2 separate regions of the Homo sapiens genome follow, and region 1 is linked to region 2. Evidence: chromatin loops called from intact Hi-C (ENCODE). Cell type or tissue: breast epithelium. All regions are shown on one strand. Each heading gives the region's core, and the rest is flanking DNA. Links, peaks and the distances in the headings are about the cores only. Region 1 holds the start of PRDX6-AS1 (PRDX6 antisense RNA 1). Region 2 overlaps SLC9C2 (solute carrier family 9 member C2 (putative)).

Region 1 (8,719 bases), core at 422-8,421, 52 kb before region 2:
GATCTTCTTAATATATACGGAAGATTGAAAGTAAATGATCTAAGCACCCAGTTCAAGAAAGTTTAAAAAAATTAAAAAAAAAAAAATAAGCCAACAGAGAATAGGAGAAACTAATAAAAATAAAATTCAAAATTAATGAACTAGAAAGCATGGCAAAACAAAATTGCATAGACCTGGTAAATAAAGCAATTGTTTTATTTTGTTTTTGTTTTTAGAATACAACATACAAACCATTAATAAGTGTGAACAAGAAAAAAAGAGAAAGAAAATGCAAATATCTACAACAAGGAAAGAAAAATAATTCAGCATTAAGAGATTTTTAAAATTCTAAAATTCCAAATACCCACCAGTAAATTAGAAAATCTACATGAAATAGACAAATTTTTAGCAAAATGCAGATTACTAATATTAGCTCATGAAGAGAGGAAATTATCCCAATAATCAAAGAAAAACTTGAAAATGCAGCAAAAGCTCTAACTTCAAAAAAAGCACCAGTTCCAGTTTGTTTTATCAGTAAGTTCTAATACATCATAAAGAACAGATAATTCCTGGATTATTTAAACATTCGGCCAGTACAAACTATGAAAAACTTCCCAATACACTTCACTGACAAATTTAATTCTGATACTAAAGTATACTAAATACTAAACAATAGTAAAAATAAAATACATATTGGGTTATTCTTAAAATCCAAAGTCAAATATTAGCAAGTCTAATTAAGAATGCTTTTGACAGCAAGTAACAGAAACCCTGACTCCAATTATCTTTAAAAATGAGGGTATTTCTGAACTCAACAGAAATCTAGAAGTAGGATAAGTTTTAGGATGGGTTGTGGTTTAATTACGTTATTAAGAACCCAGGGGAGGGGGGCCAAGTTGGCCAATTAGAAGCAGCAGCTGTCTGTGGCACTCAGGGAGAGGAAGAAAGGAGCAAGTGAATATAGCACCTTCAACTGAAATATCCAGGCACTCACACTGGGACTGATCACAGAAACAACTCGACCCATGGAGAAGAGAGAAAAGCAAGGTGGGGCAATAGCCCACCTGGGAGCAACATGAAGCCAAGAGAACTCCCACCCCCAGCCAAGGGAAGCAGTGAGTGAGTGTGCAACCCCAGGAAACCACGCTTCTCCCACGGATCTTTGCAACCCACAGATCAGGAGATCAGTGCACCCACACCACCTTGTGCACCCACATCACCAGGGTCTTGGGTCCCACACACAGAGGTGTGTTGAGTCTCAGCAGAGCAGCTGCTCAGGCATGCATAGAGATCCAGGAACTTTACATATTCCGGCCCCAGGATCCCCAACAGAGGTGTCTGTAACTCAGGCAAGGTGGGAGGTCTGTACATACCCCTAGGAAGGGGGCTGAATCCAGGGAGCCAAGCAGCATCAATCTGTGGGTCCCACTTCCACAACACCTCACAAAATAAGACCTACTGGCTTGGAATATAGCCTACCTGTGATGGGACAGAGTCCCCAGTGGGAGGGGTGGGCTGCCATCTCTACTGTTTGGTTGACTCAGCCATTTCAGTCTATGGGCTTCGGAGAATCCATATGGTTCAAACAAGGAAGGGTCTTCCCAGAACACTACAGCGGCATTGCCTGAACGTGGCCAGGTTGCTTCTTTAAGTGGGGCCCCAATCCATTCCTCTTCACTGGGAGGGACCTCCCAACCGGGGCCTCCAGCCATCTCTGCCTGTATTCCACAAACGGATCCTGATCTCTTTCTGGAATAGCATGCCCGAGGGGAGGCGAGGAGGGAAGGAGGAGGGGAGGGGAGGAGGGGAGGAAAGGAGGGCCACCAAGCTGGCTGTTTGAATGACTCAGCCATTCCAACCAGTGGGCTTTAGAGAGTCCAAGCCAACAAGGGCAGAAGCAGTTTCCCAGCACAACAAGGCTGTTCTATTGAGGCATGGCCAGATGGCTTCTTTAAGTGGGACCCTGATCCACTTTTCCTTGACGGGTAGATCATGCCAGCTGGGGTATCCAGCCACCCCCGCCCATGTTCTGTGGCCAACAGACTTCTAATTTTTCCCTGGGACAGAGTGCCCAGAGGGGAAGGCGGGCCACCAACTTGGCTGTTGGGCACCTCAGCCAGTTCAGCCTGTGGGCCTCGGAGAGCCCAAACCAACAAGGGGCTGATGGGATCCCCAACACAGCACAACTGCTCTATCAAAAACAGCCCAACTGCTTCTTTAAGTGGATCCCTGATCCCGTTCCTCCTGACTAGGTGAGATGTCCCAACTGGGGTCTCCAGCCACCCCCTACATACTGTGTGCTCATGCTGGCAACAGGACAGTACCGCCCTGGGATGGAGCTTCCAGGGGAAGGGGCAGGCTGCCATCTTTGCTGTTTCATAGCATTCACTGCTGATACCTCCAAGTACAGGAAAAACTGAGGCAACCAGGGTGTAGAGTGGACCCCCAGCTAACTGCAGCATCTGTAAGGAAGAGTAAACAGACTGCTAAAAGAAAAAGATGAAAAAACAAAACAATCCATGAAAGCGCCATCCAAAGGTCAGCAACCTCAAAGATCGAAGATAGATAAGCCCACAAAAATGAGAAAGAATCAACGCAAAAATCTTGAAAATTCAAAAACCCAGAGAGCCCCTTTTCCTCCAAATGATCACAACACCTCTCCAGCAAGGGCTCAGAACTAGGCTGAGCCCAAGATGACAGAAGTAAGCTTCAGAATGTGGACAAAAGCCAATTTTGCTGAGCTAAAGGTGTATGTCCTAACCAAAGGCAAAGAAGCTAAGAATCATGATAAAACAATGCAGGAGCTGACAGCCAAAACAGCCAGTATAGAAAGGACCATAACCGACCTCACAGAGCTGAAAAACATACTACAAGTACTCGCAATGTAATCCCAAGTATTAATAGCAGAATAGACCAAGCAGAGCAAAGAATCCCAGAGCTTGCAGACTATCTCTCTGAAATAGGACAGGTAGACAGGAATAGAGAAAAAAGAATGAAAATGAATGAATAAAACCTCTGAGAAATATGGGTTTATGTAAAAGGACCAAACCTACAACTGATTGGGGTACCTGAAAGAGACAGGAAGAATAGAACCAAGTTGGAAAACATACTTCAGGATATCATCCAGGAGAATGACCCCAACCTAGCAAGATAGGCCAACATTCAAATTCAGGAACAAGAGAACCCCAGTAAGATAACTATTCAAGAAAATCATCCCTAAGATATGTATCAGCAGATTCTCCAAAGTCAAAATGAAAGAAAAAATGTTGGCTGGGCACAGTGGCTCATGCCTGTAATCCCAGCACTTTGGGAGGCCAAGGTGGGTGGATTACTTGAGGTCAGGAGTTCAAGACCAGCCTGGCCAACGTGGTGAAACCCTGTCTCTACTAAAAATACAAAAATTAGCCAGGTGTGGTGGCACATACCTTTAGTCCCAGCTACTCAGGCTACTCAAGAGGCTGAGGCAGGAGATTTGCTTGAACCCAGGAGACAGAGGTTGCATTGAGCTGAGATCGTGCCACTGCACTCCAGCCTGGGTGACACAGTGAAACTCCATCTGAAAAAAAAAAGAAAAAAGAAAAAAATGTTAAGGACAGCCAGAAAGAAAGACCAGGTCACCTACAAAGGGAAGGCCATCGGACAAGCATTGGGCCTCTGAGTGGAAACCCTACAAGCCAGAAAAGATTGGGGGCCAGTATTCAATATTCCTAAAGAAAAGAATTTCCAACCCAGAATTTCATATGCAAACTAAGTTTCATAAGCAAAGGAGAAATAAGATCCTTTTCAGACAAACAAATGCTGAGGAAATTCATCACTACCAGACCTGCCTTACAAGAGCTCCTGAAGGAAGCACTAAATATAGAAAGGAAAAACCATTACCACTACAAAAACACACTGACATACCAATGATACAATGAAGTATCCACATAAACCTGCAAAATAACCAGCCAGCATCATGATGACAGGATCAAATCCACACATAAAAATGCTAATCTTAAATGAAAATGTGCTAAATGCCTCCCAAAAAAAGATACAGAATAACAAGCTAGATAAAGAGCCAAGACCCATTAGTATGCTATCTTCAAGAGACGCATCTCACGTGCAAAGACACACATAGGCTCAAAATAAAGGGATAGAGGAAAATTTACCAAGCAAATGGAAAACAGAAAAAAACAGGTGCAATCCTAGTTTATAACAAAACAGACTTTAAATCAACAAAAATCAAAAAAGATAAAGAAGGCCACTACATAACAGTAAAGGGTTCATTTCAACAAGAAGAGCTAACTAACCTAAGTATATATACACCCAATACAGGAGCACCCAGAAAAAGAAAGTACTTAGAGACCTTCAAAGAGACTTAGACTCACACACAATAATGGTGGGAGACTTTATCACCCCACTGACAATATTAGGCAGATCATTGAGACAGAAAATTATCAAAGACATTCAAGACCTCAACTCAGCTCTGGATCAAGTGGGCCTGATAGCTATATACAGAACTCTCCACTCCAAAACAACAGAATATACATTCTTCTCATCGCCACAGCACTTACTCTAAAATTGATCACATAATTGGAAGTAAAACACTCCTTGGCAAATGCAAAAGAACTGAAAACATACCAAAGAGTCTCTCAGACCAAGGTGTAATCAAATTAGAACACAAGATTAAGAAATTCACTCAAAACCATATAACTACATGGAAAATGAACAATCTGCTCCCGAATGACTTTTGGTTAAATAATGAAATTAAGGCAGAAATCAAGAAGTTCTTTGAAACCAATGAGAACAAAACTACAATGTCCAGAATCTCCAGAATGCAGCTAAAGCACTGTTAAGAGGGAAATTTATAGCACTAAATGTCCACATCAAAAAGCTAAAAAGATCTCAAGTTAACAACCTAACATCACAACTAAACAAACTAGAGAAAAAAGAGCAAACCAACCCAAAGTTAGCAGGAGACAAAAAATAACCAAAATCAGAGTAGAACTGAAGAAGACAGAGACATGAAAAACCCTTCAAAGAATCAATGAATCCAGGAGCTGGTTTTTTGAAAAAAATTAATAAAATAGATAGACTGCTAGCTAGACTAATAAAGAATAAAAGAGAAAAGATTCAAATAAACACAATCAGAAGTGATAAGGGTGATATCACCACTGACCCCACAGAAATACAAACAACTATCAGAGAATACTACAAACACCACTATGTACATAAACTAGAAAAATCTAGAAGAAAAGGATAAATTCCTGGACACATACACCCTCCCAACACTGAACCAGGAAGAAACTGAATCCCTGAATAGACAATAATGAGTTTGGAAATTGAAGCAGTAATAAATAGCCTACCAACTGTTGGGAAAAAGCTGAGTGTTGGGAAGAAAGCTGAGGCAGGGCTCGCATGTCTGCCACAATGTCCTCTGGAATGTGTCTAGACTTGCTGGCTCCTTGCTTCTAGCCCTCCTAGGCTCCTAGTTCGATTGTATCTTCATTATCTCAAGTAGCAGAACATGTTCCTTATAAATGCCAAACCATCACAGCTGTAGATCATGCACCTGCTCTTCTGACCTCCACATTCTCACCACCTGTTTCTCTGTTGGATTACCAATAAATAGCATGGGCTCCCAGAGCTCAGAGCCTTCACAGCCTCCATACACTAACAATGGCCTCCTGGTTCCACCTTTCTCCCTCAAACTGTCTTTTTCTCAATCCTTTGACTCTGCTGGACTTTGTCACCCCCATGACCTGGTGTTGGGTCTGATCACCCCAACACCAACAAAAAAAAAAAGCCCAGGACCAGACAGATTCACAGGTGAGTTCTACCAGAGGTACAAAGAACAGCTAATACCACTCCTACTGAAACAATTTAATATTCAAAAAGATCGAAAAGGAGGGACTCCTCCTAACTCATTGTATGAGGCCAGCATCATCCTGATATCAAAACCTGGCAGAGATACAACAAAAAAGAGAAATTTCAGGCCAATATCTTTGATGAACATCAGTGCAAAAATCCTCAACAAAATACAGGCAAACTGATTCCAGCAGCACATCAAAAAGTTTATCCACCATGATCAAGTTGGCTTCATCTTTGGGATGCAAGGCTGTTCAACATACAAAAATCAATAAATGTTAAGTTATCACATAAACAGAACTAAAGACAAAAATCACATGATTATCTCAATAGATACAGAAAAAGTCTTTGATAAAATTCAACATCCCTCATGTTAAAAACTCTCAATAAACTAAGTATTGAAGGAACATGTCTCCAAATAATAAGAGCCATCTATGACAAATGCACAGCCAATATCATACTGAATGGGCAAAAACTGGAAGCATTCTCTTTGAAAAGTGGCACAAAACAAGGCTGCCCTCTCTCACCACTCCCAGTCAACACTGGAAGTTGTGGCCAAGGCAATCTGGCAAGAGAAAGAAATAAAGCATATTCAAATAGGAAGAGAGGAAGTCAAACTATCTTTATTTGCAGGTGACATGATCCTATATCTAGAAAACCCCAATGTCTCAGTCCAAAAGCTTCTTAAGCTGATAAGCAACTTCAGCAGTCTCAAGATACAAAATCTATGTGCAAAAATCACTAGCATTCCTATACACCAACAACAGGCAAGCTGACAGCCAAATCCCATTCACAATTGCCACAAAAAGAATAAAATACCTAGGAACAAAGCTAACCAGGGAAGTGAAGGACCTCTTCAAGAACTACAAACCACCACTCAAAGAAATCAGAGAAGACACAAAAGAACAGAAAAACATTCCATGCTCATAGATAGGAAGAATCAATATCGTGAAAATGGCCATACTGACCAAAGTAATTTATAGATTCAATGCTATTTCTGTTAAACTACCATTGAGATTCTTCACAGAATTAGAAAAAAACTATTTTAAAATTCATATGGAACCCCAAAAGAGCATGAATAGACAAGGCAATTGTAAGCAACAAAAACAAAGCTGGAGGCATTATGCTCCCAAACTTCAAACTATACTACAGGACTACAGTAACCAAAACAGCATGGTACTGGTACAAGAACAGAAACATAGACCAATGGGACAGAATACAGAATCCAGATATAAGTCTGCACACCTACAACCATCTGATCTTTGACAAACCTGATGAAAGCAAGCAATGGGAAAAGGATTCCCTATTTAATAAATGGTGCTGGAGAACTGGCTAGCCATATGCAGAAAATTGAAACTGGACCCCTTCCTTATACCATATACAAAAATTAACTCAAGATAGATTAAAGACTTACATGTAAAACCCAAAACTATAAACACTTCAGAAGAAAACCTAGGAAATATCATTGAGGACACAGGCATGGGCAAAGATTTCATGACAAAGACGCCAAAAGCCAAAATTGACAAATGGGATCTAATTAAACTAAAGAGCTTCTGCACAGCAAAAGAAACTATCATTGGAGTGAACAGACAACCTACAGAATGGGAGAAAATTTTTGCAATCTATCATCTGACAAAGGTCTAATATCCAGCATCTATATGGAATTTAAACAAATTTACAAGAAAAAAACAAACAACCCCATTAAAAAGTGGGCAAAAGACAAAACAGACACTTCTCAAAAGATGACATAGATGTGGACAACAAACATGAGAAAAAGCTCAACATCAGTGTTCATTACAGAAATGCAAATCAATACAACAATGAAATACCATCTAACACCAGTCAGATGGCTATTATTAAAAAGTCAAAAACAACAGATGGCTGGGGAAGTTGTGATGAAAAAGGAACACTTTTACACTGTTGGCGGGAAAGTAAGTTAGTTCAACCACCATGGAAGACAGTGTGGCAATTCTTCAAAGACCTAGAGGCAGAAATACCATTCAACCCAGCAATCCCATTACTGGGTATATACCCAAAGGAATAAAAATCATTCTATTATAAAGATACATGCATGCATATATTCATTGCAGCACTATTCACAACAGCAAAGGCCTGGAACCAACCTAAATGCCCATCAATGATAGACTGGACAAAGAAAATGTGGTATATATACACCATGGAATACTATATAGCCATAAAAAGGAATGAGATCTTGTCCTTTTTAGGGACATGGATGGAGCTGGGGGCCATTATTCTTAGCAAACTAATGCAGAAACAGAAAACCAAATACCACATGTTTTTACTTACATGTGGGAGCTGAATGATGAGAACATATGGACACGTTGTGGGAAGCAATACACACTGGGGCCTGTCAGAGGACAGGGCATGGGAAGAGGGAGAGCATCAGGAAGAATAGCTAATGAATGATGGGCTTCATACCTGGGTGATGGGATGATCTGTGCAGTAAACCAACATGGCACACATTTACCTATGTAACAAACATGCACATGCTGCACATGTACCCCTGAACTTAAAATGAAAGTTGGAAATTAAAAAAAGAATCCATCCTTTCCATCTTCCTGGTCTGTCATTCTTTGTGTTATTTCATTCCTGGTTAGGTAGCAACATGATTGCAATATTTCCAAGCATCCAGACATGATTTCCAGAAAAAGATGAAACACTAACTCTTTTAGATTTCTACTCAGGAGCCAAAGACACTTTTCGCAGAAGTTCACCTAGCAAGCGTCATTGCTTACTAGCAAGAGTTGGATTACATGCTCATAACTGAACCAACCCTAATCACCAGAATGGAGTTGTTTTAGACCAGCTCATCAGCATCTCCTGGAGGACTTGTTAAAATATACATTGCTGGACCTCATCCCCAGGGTTTCTG
Region 2 (8,719 bases), core at 494-8,493:
GTCTCACTCTCTCACTAAGCTGGAGTGCAGTGGTGCATCTCGGCTCACTGCAACCTCCACCTCCTGGGTTCAAGCAATTCTCCTGCCTCAGCCACCCGAGTAGCTGGGACTATAAGTGCGCCACCATGCCCAGCTAGTTTTTGTATTTTTAGTAGGGATGGGGTTTCCCCATGTTGGCCAGGATGGTCTTAATCTCTTGACCTCATGATCCCCCTGCCTCAGCCTCCCAAAGTGCTGGGATTACAGGCATGAGCCACCGTGCCTGGCCCATTTCCTGACTTTTTAATAATTGCCATTCTGACTGGTGTGAGATGGTATTTCATTGCGGTTTTGATTTGCATTTTTCTAATCAGTGATGTTGAGCTTTTTTTCATATGTTTGTTGGCTACGTAAATTGTCTTCTTTTGAAAGGTGTCTGTTCATATCCTTTGCCCACTTTTTGATGGGGTTTTTCTTGTAAATTTGTTTAAGTTCCTTGTAGATTCCGGATATTAGACCTTTGTCAGATGGGTAGATTGCAATAACTTTCTCCCATTCTGTAGGCTGCCTGTTCACTCTAATGATAGTTTCTTTTGCTGTGCAGAAGCTCTTTAATTAGATCTCATTTGTCAATTTAGGCTTTTGTTGCAATTGCCTTTGGCATTTTTGTCATGAAGTCTTTGCCCATGCCTATGTCCTGGGTGGTATTGCCTAGGTTTTCTTCTAGGGTTTTTATGATTTTGGGTTTTACATGTAAGTCTTTAATCCATCTTGAGTTAATTTACGTATAAGGTGTAAGGAAGGGGTCCAGTTTTGGTTTTCTGCATATGGCTCACCAGTTTTCCCAACACCATTTACTGAATAGGAGATCCTTTCCCCATTGCTTGTTTTTATCAGGTTTGTCGAAGATGAGGTAGTTGTATATGTGTAGGGTTATTTCTGAGGCCTCTGTTCTGTTCCATTGGTCCATATGTCTGTTTTGGTACCAGTACCATGCTATTTTGGTTACTGTAGCCTTGTGGTATAGTTTGAAGTCAGCTAGCGTGATGCCTCCAGCTTTGTTCTTTTTGCTTACGATTGTCTTGTCTATGTGGGCTCTTTTTTGGTTCCATATGAAATTTAAAATAGTTTTTTCTAATTCTGTGAAGAATGTCAATGGTAGTTTGATGGAAATAGCATTGAATCTATAAATAACTTTGGGCAGTATGGTCATTTTCACACTATTGATTCTTCCTATCCATAAGCATGGAATGTTTTTCCATTTGTTTGTGTCCCCTCTTATTTCCTTGAGGAGTGGCTTGTAGTTCTCCTTGAAAAGGTCCTTCACATCCCTTGTTAGCTGTGTTCCTAGGTATTTTATTCTCTTTGTAGCAATTGTGTATTGGAGTTCATTCATGATTTGGCTCTCTGCTTGTCTGTTGTTGGTGCATAGCAATGCTTGTGATTTTTGCATGTTGATTTTGTATCCTGAGACTTTGCTGAACTTGCTTATCAGCTTAAGGAGTTTGTGGACTGAGACAATGGGGTTTTCTAAATATAGAATCATGTCAGCTGCAAACAGAGACAATTTGATTTCCTCTCTTCCCATTTGAATACCTTTATTTCTTTATCTTTCCTGATTGCCCTAGCCAGAACTTCTAATACTATGTTGAATAGAAGTGGTGAGAGAGGGTATCCTCGTCTTGTGCCAGGTTCCAAAGGAAATGCTTCCAGCTTTTGCCATTCAGTATGATATTGGCTGTGGGTTTGTCATAAATAGTTCTTATTATTTTGAGATATGTTCCATCAATACCTACTTTATTGAGAGTTTTTAACATGAAGGGATTTGAATTTTATTGAAGGCCTTTTCTGCATCTGTTGAGATAATCATGTGGTTTTGTCATTGGTTCTGTTTATCTGATGGATTATGTTTATTGATTTGCATATGTTGAACCAGTCTTACATGCCAGGGATGAAGCCGACTTGATTGTGGTGGATAAGCTTTTTTGATGTGCTGCTGGATTTGGTTTGCCAGCATTTTATTAAGGATTTTCACATTGATGTTCATCAGAGATATTGACCTGAAGTTTTCTTTTTGTTGTTGTTGTTGTTGTTGTGCCTCTGCCAGGTTTTGGTATCAGGATGATGCTGGCCTCATAAAATGAGTTAGGGAGGTGTCCCACCTTTTCAACTCTTTGGAGTAGTTTCAGAAGGAATGGTACCAGCTTCTCTTTGTATCTCTGGTGGAATTCGGCTGTGAATCTATCTGGTCCTGGGCTTTTTTTGGTTGGCAGGCTATTAATTACTGCTTCAATTTCAGAACTAATTTTTGGTCTATTCAGGGATTTTAATTCTTCCTAGTTTAGTCTTGGGAGAGTGTATGTGTCCAAGAATTTACCCTTTTCTTTTAGATTTTCTAGTTTATTTACATAGAGGTGTTTATTCTCTGATCGTAGTTTGTATTTCTGTGGGGTCAGTGGTGATATCCCCTTTATCATTTTTTATTGTATCCATTTGATTTCTCTCTCTTTTCTTCATTAGTCTAGCTAGCGGTCTATTTTGTTAATTTTTTCAAAAAAATCAGCTCCCGGATTCATTCATTTTTTGAAGGGTTTTTTGTGTCTCTGTCTCCTTCATTTCTGCTCTGATATTAGTTATTTCTTGTCTTCCGCTAGCTTTTGGATTTGTTTGCTCTTGCTTCTCTAGCTCTTTTAATTGTGATGTTAGGGTGTTGATTTGAGATCTTTCTAGCTTTCTGATGTGGGCATTTAGTGCTATAAATTTACCTCTTAACACTGCTTTAGCTGTGTCCCAGAGATTCTGGTATGTTGTCTCTTTGTTCTCATTGGTTTCAAAGAACTTCTTGATTTCTGCCTCAATTTCATTATTTACCCAGGAGTTATTCAGGAGCAGATTGTTCAATTTCCATGTAGTTCAATTTCCATGGTTTTGAGTGAGTTTCTCAACCCTGAGTTCTAATTTGATTGCACTGTGGTCTGAGAGACAGTTTGTTATGATTTCAGTTCTTTTGCATTTGCCAAGGAGTGTTTTACTTCCAATTCTGTGGTTGATTTTAGAATAAGTGCCATGTGGCACTGAGAAGAATGTATATTCTGTTGATTTAGGGTGGAGAGTTCTGTAGATGTCTATTAGTTCCACTTGATCCAGAGCTGAGTTCAGGTCCTGAATATGCTTGTTAATTTTCTGTCTTGTTGATCTAATATTGACAGTGGGGTGTTAAAGTCTCCCACTATTATTGTGTGGGAGTCCAAGTCTCTTTGTAAGTCTCTAAGAATTTGCTTTATGAATCTGGGTGCTCCTGTCTTGGGTGCATATATATTTAGGATAGCTAGCTCTTCTTGTTGAATTGATCCCTTTACCATTATGTAATGCCCTTATTTGTCTTTTTTGATCTTTATTAAAGTCCGTTTTGTCAGAGACTAGTATTTCAACCCCTGCTTTTTTTTTGTTTGTTTTCCATTTGCTTGGTAATTTTTCCTCCACCCCTTTATTTTGAGCCTATGTGAGATGAGCCCCCTAAATGTAGCACACCAGTGAGTCCTGACTCTTTATCCAATTTGCCAGTCTGTGTCTTTTAATTGGGGCATTTAGCCCATTTACATTTAAGGTTAATATTGTTATGTGTGAATTTGAGCCTGTCATCATGATGCTATCTGGTTATTTTGCGTACTATGCAAAATAGTTGATGCAGTTTCTTCATAGTGCCATTAGTCTTTATATATTTGGAGTGTTTTTGCAGTGGCTGGTACCAGTTGTTCCTTTCCATATTTAGTGCTTCCTTCAGGAGCTCTTGCAAGGCAGGCCTGGTGGTGACAAAATCCCTCAGCATTTGCTTGTCTGGAAAGAATTTTATTTCTCCTTTTTTTATGGAGCTTAGTTTAGCTGGATATGAAGGTCTGGACTGAAAATTCTTTTCTTTAAGAATGTTGAATATTGGCCCCCACTGTTTTCTGGCTTGAAGGGTTTCGGCGGAGAGGTCCACTGTTAGTCTGATGGGCTTCCTTTTGTAGGTGACCTGGCCTTTCTCTCTGGCTGCCCTTAACATTTTTTCCTTCATTTCAACCTTGGAGAATCTGATGATTATGTGTCTTGGGGTTGATCTTCTCATGGAGTATCTTAGTGGTGTTCTCTGTATTTCCTGAATTTGAATGTTGGTCTGCCTTGCTAGGTCAGGGAAGTTCTCCTGGATAACATCCTGATCCTGAAGTGTGTTTTCCAACTTGGTTTCATTCTCCCTGCCTCTTTAGGTACTCCAATCAATCATAGCTTTGTTCTTTTTACATAGTCCCATATTTCTCAGAGGTTTTGTTTGTTCCTTTTCATTCTTTTTTTCTCTAATCTTCTCTGCATGCCTTATTTCAGCAAGATGGTCTTCAGACTCTGATATCCTTTCTTCCACTTGATAGATTCAGCTATTGATCCTTGTGCATGCTTCATGAAGCGTTCATGCTGTGTTTTTCAGCTCCATCAGGTCATCTATGTTCCTTTCTAAACTAGTTATTCTAGTTAGCAGCTCCTGTAACCTTTTATGAAGATTCTTAGCTTCTTTAGATTCGGTTTGAACATGCTCCTTTAGCTCAGCAGAGTTTGTTATTACCCACCTTCCAAAGCCTACTTCTGTCAATTCATCCATCTTGTCCTCCATCCAGTTCTGTGCCTTTGCTGGACAGGCATTGCGATCATGTATAGGGGAAGAGGCACTCTAGCCTTTTGAGTTTTCAGTGTTTTTTCGTTTATTCTTTCTCATCTTCATGAGTTTGTCTAATATTGATCTTTGAGGCTGTTGACCCTTAGATGGGGTTTTTGTGGGGACTTTTTTGTTGTTGTTGATGCTGTTGTTGTTGCTTTCTGTTTTTCTTGCAATGATCAGGTCCTTCTTCTGCAGGGCTGCTGCAGTTTGCTGGGGATTTGCTTCAGGCCCTATTCATCTGGTTTGCTCCCACACCTGGAGATGTCACTCGAGGAGGCTGGAGAACAGCAAAGATAGGTGCCTGCTCCTTCCTCTGGGATCTCTGACCTTGAGGGGCACCGAACTGATGCCAGTAGGAACGCTCCTGTATAGGGTGTCTGATAACCCCTATTGGAGGGTATCACCCAGTTGGGTGGCACAGGGAGCAGGACCCATTTAACGAACCACTTTGTCCCTTGGTCTTTGGCTCATTTCTATTTGAATTCCCCACACCTAGTGAAATGTCAGGACACTTAGGTGTTGAATAGATAACTTCTTACTTAGCAAATGAAACATAGAAGGAAGTTTAAAAACAAACAAGTATTCCTTTTTTAAGTTTTAAGTTCAGTGGTACATATGCAGGTTTGTTACATAGGTAAACTTGTGTCATGAGGGTTTGTTGTACAGATTATTTCATCACCCATGTATTAAGCCTAGTACCCGTAGTTATTTTTCCTGATTCTCTCCCTCCTTCCACCCTCCACCCTCCAATAGGCCCCAGTGTGTTTTATTCCCCTCTCTGTGTCTGTGTGTTCTCATCATTTAGCTCCCACTTATATGTGAGAACATGTGATATTTGGCTTTCTGTTCCTGCATTAATTTACTAAAGATAATGGCCTCCAGCTCCATCCATAGTTCCTGCAAAAGACATGATCTCACTCTTTTTTAGGGCTACATAGTATTCTATGGTATATATGTACCATGTTTTCTTTATCCACTCTATCATTGATGAGCATTTAGGTTGATTCCACGTCTTTGCTGTTGTGAATAGTGCTGCAGTGAACATACATGTGCATGTGTCTTTATAATAGAATGATTTACATTCCTTTGGGTATATACCCAGTAATGGGATTGCTGGGTCAATGGTACTTCTGTCTTTAGGTCTTTGAGGAAACGTCACACTGTCTTCCACAATGGTTGAATTAATTTATACTCCCACTAACAGTGTGTAATTGTTCCTTTTTCTCCACAACCTCTCCAGCACCTGTTACTTTTTGACTTTTTAATAGCAGCCATTCTGACTGGTGTGAGATGGTATCTCATTGTGGTTTTGATTTGCATTTCTCTATTGATCAGTTATGTTGAGCTTTTTTTCATATGCTTATTGGCCACATGTATGTCTTCTTTTGAAAAGTATCTGTTCATATATTTTGCCCACTTTTTAATGGAGTTGTTTTAAAAACAAATAAATATTCTTTAAAAACACTGTTGTCATAATGGTGACCATTTATTGAGCACCTATATGTGTCAGGCATTTTACGTAGATGTTTTCCTAATCCTCATAACATCAAAAGGTTGGTATTCTCTCTACTTCATAAACAAGGACACTGAGACTTAAGGAGGTTAAATAACTACTCCCTTAGGCAGGATGCAGTGGAGCTTGGCAGAGCCTGGGATGTGAGACACTAAATCTGCCTTTTCAGCTATGTTACCTCCCAATAGCTGGTTGGGTGACTAAGATGTCAAAACCCCAAAAAAGAAAAGATGCTGGTATTTTTTATTTACTTGAAGAATAATTAATAACTCATGACAGAACCATTTTCCTACCTGTAAACTAGTTTCACAGATGACGGTATATTCAATTTCACGCTTAAGCAGACAGCTTAGCTCTCCAATTATGTCCCCAGTAGTACAGAACTCTGTAAACATGTCTCTGGACCCTCTATCACACCTTTGATTACTCTCTATTCCAAAGGTAGGAGATAAACTATGCAACTGCAAAGGGAAAAAAAGTGTGCAAAGGGAAAGAAAAAATGAAAAACCCTTTGATCAAATCATAGGAGCTCCCACTATTTCTTACAACTTTCCAATGGAAGGGAAAGATCTCCTGTCAGGTGTGAAAGAAGAATTAGGCTTAAGAAAAAAAAATCATGATTTCTTTAACATTTCAACTCCCCAAGGCAAGGATTTTTTTCTAATCTTTAGTTTTACAGATGACCCCTATTTACAACTTTCTACTTATACCTGTCTTATACAAAAATCCCACCAGGGCTGGGCGCAGTGGCTCACGCCTGTAATCCCAGCACTTTGGGAGGCCAAGGCGGGCGGATCACAAGATCAAGAGTTCGGGACCAGCCTGGCCAACATGGTGAAACCCCGTCTCTGCTAAAAAAAAATACAAAAATTAGTCGAGCATGGTGACGCATACTTGTAGTCCCAGCTACTCAGGAGACTGAGGCAGGAGGATCATTTGAACCCAGGAGGCAGAGGTTGCAGTGAGCCAAGATCGTGCCACTGCACTCCAGCTGGGCGACAAAGTGAGACTCCATCTCAAAGAAAAAAAAAAAAAACCCACCAAAACTGGAAATTATAGTATGCAACTAATGCAATCACTCATTGAGTCCATTAGATATTCTTACCGCAATGGGCTAATGCATCAGGTGGAAATAACTTTTGATTGCATGGGCACATAAATCAGATATTATGAATTAATATGCCTCCAAACCAAGCCATGATGTTAATGAAAGCCTTGTCTCTTTTTAAAATGCTTTAGAAAAATTACCATGCAATATCAACAGGAAAAGGTTTTAGGATGAACATAGGATGGTTGAGTTACTTCAAGAAAATAACTGGTAGGCATAGCTGGAGAAAGAACCGCGGTATCAGATTTTAGGGGGAAGCTGAAAGAATTGGGATTAGAAAGATTACAGAATTTTTCAGAAAGTTTAGCTGTAAACATCAAAGAGGAAGGTTCTTGTTCAAGACACAGGAAACAGGAAGCAAAAGGTCATTCTCTCCCAGCAATTAGCATTCAGACTTTTAAAGGCATTCATGCTTCCAGAAGAGTTTGAATTTGTTTTTAATGGCTGTAATTTTGAATGCAATTCAAAGGATCTTTGAGCAATGAAGAATGCCTCTGCTTTTTGCAAACAAAGAAAAGATGATGGCATTTGAGGTAGGCAGCATTCTAAAGGAGGCCCCCCCAAGATTCCTGTCTGTTGTTCAACCAAATACTAATCTAGGGACTGCAGTGAAGGGACTTTGTAGTGGAATTAAGGTTGCTAATTGGCTGACCTTAAAAAGATGATTTTTGGAGTTAAGGCTACTAATCAGCTGACCTTAAAAAGATCTACAAAGTCCCTTCACAGCTGTACCAGATTAGTATTTGATTAAACAACAGACGGGAATATTGCGGGGACTGTAATCACATGAGCCCTCGCAAGTAGAAGGGAGTCCATCAGAGAGAGATGTGTGAAGGATTCCATATGCCTTTGCTTGCTCTGAGATGTGAGGACCTGCATGCAAGGACAAAAGAGAAGCTCTAGGAGCTCAAGGTGGGCTCCAGCTGACAGCCTTGAAGAAGCAAGGACTTCTGTTCAATAGCCGTAAAGAATAACTAGATCTGCCAACAACCTCAAAGAGCCTGGAAACAGATTGTGCCCTTAGAGCTTCCAGAAGGTAACATAGCACTACTGACATCTAGATTTCAGCTTCTTGAGACCCAAGCAGTGAAATCAGCAGAACCCATTGGATTTCTGACCTACACAGCCATGAGATAATATATTTAAGCACTAAATTTGTGGTAATTTGTTATGGTATCAAAAAAGTACTAATATAACCTCTTCAGACCAGACATTATTGGACTATAGTTTAAGAAGGTTTAGCTAGTCCAGTCATGGCAGGAAAATCCCCAAAGAAACATGTTACAGCAAGTTGCAGCTTTTAAGTATCGGACTTGCCGTATTTCATAAATACTGGCAGCAGTGTGTTTGTCCTAGAATTCTAATGGGAGTATAGTATAATGGCTAAGCACATGGATACTGGAGACAGACTACATGGGTTCAAAGTAAT

What was found. Hi-C counts contacts between places; a loop is a spot of excess contacts. Peaks named below come from ENCODE experiments on the same cell type or tissue, not always from the same donor. Only the 100,000 strongest peaks of a DNase experiment are listed, where the experiment ranks them.
Region 1: it touches region 2 in a loop (23-fold over the local background); 3 of 110 quality-filtered maps call a loop at or near these places.

Annotation. Positions count from the first base shown.
Region 1 is chr1:173,458,920-173,467,638 of GRCh38, forward strand. PRDX6-AS1 (PRDX6 antisense RNA 1) reads right to left here and starts at 2,443. Exons shown (of 2, transcript NR_125960.1): 1 at 1,459-2,443. LOC100506023 (a long non-coding RNA gene) reads right to left here. Exons shown (of 3, transcript NR_037845.1): 2 at 3,405-3,535. RefSeq lists an enhancer at 1,173-1,672. In breast epithelium, for the core only: no CTCF peak of the experiment used is centred there; no DNase peak of the experiment used is centred there.
Region 2 is chr1:173,511,062-173,519,780 of GRCh38, forward strand. It overlaps SLC9C2 (solute carrier family 9 member C2 (putative)), which reads right to left. Exons shown (of 28, transcript NM_178527.4): 23 at 6,476-6,643. Among named protein-coding and RNA genes, the nearest start is that of PRDX6, 38 kb to the left of the region's middle. In breast epithelium, for the core only: no CTCF peak of the experiment used is centred there; no DNase peak of the experiment used is centred there.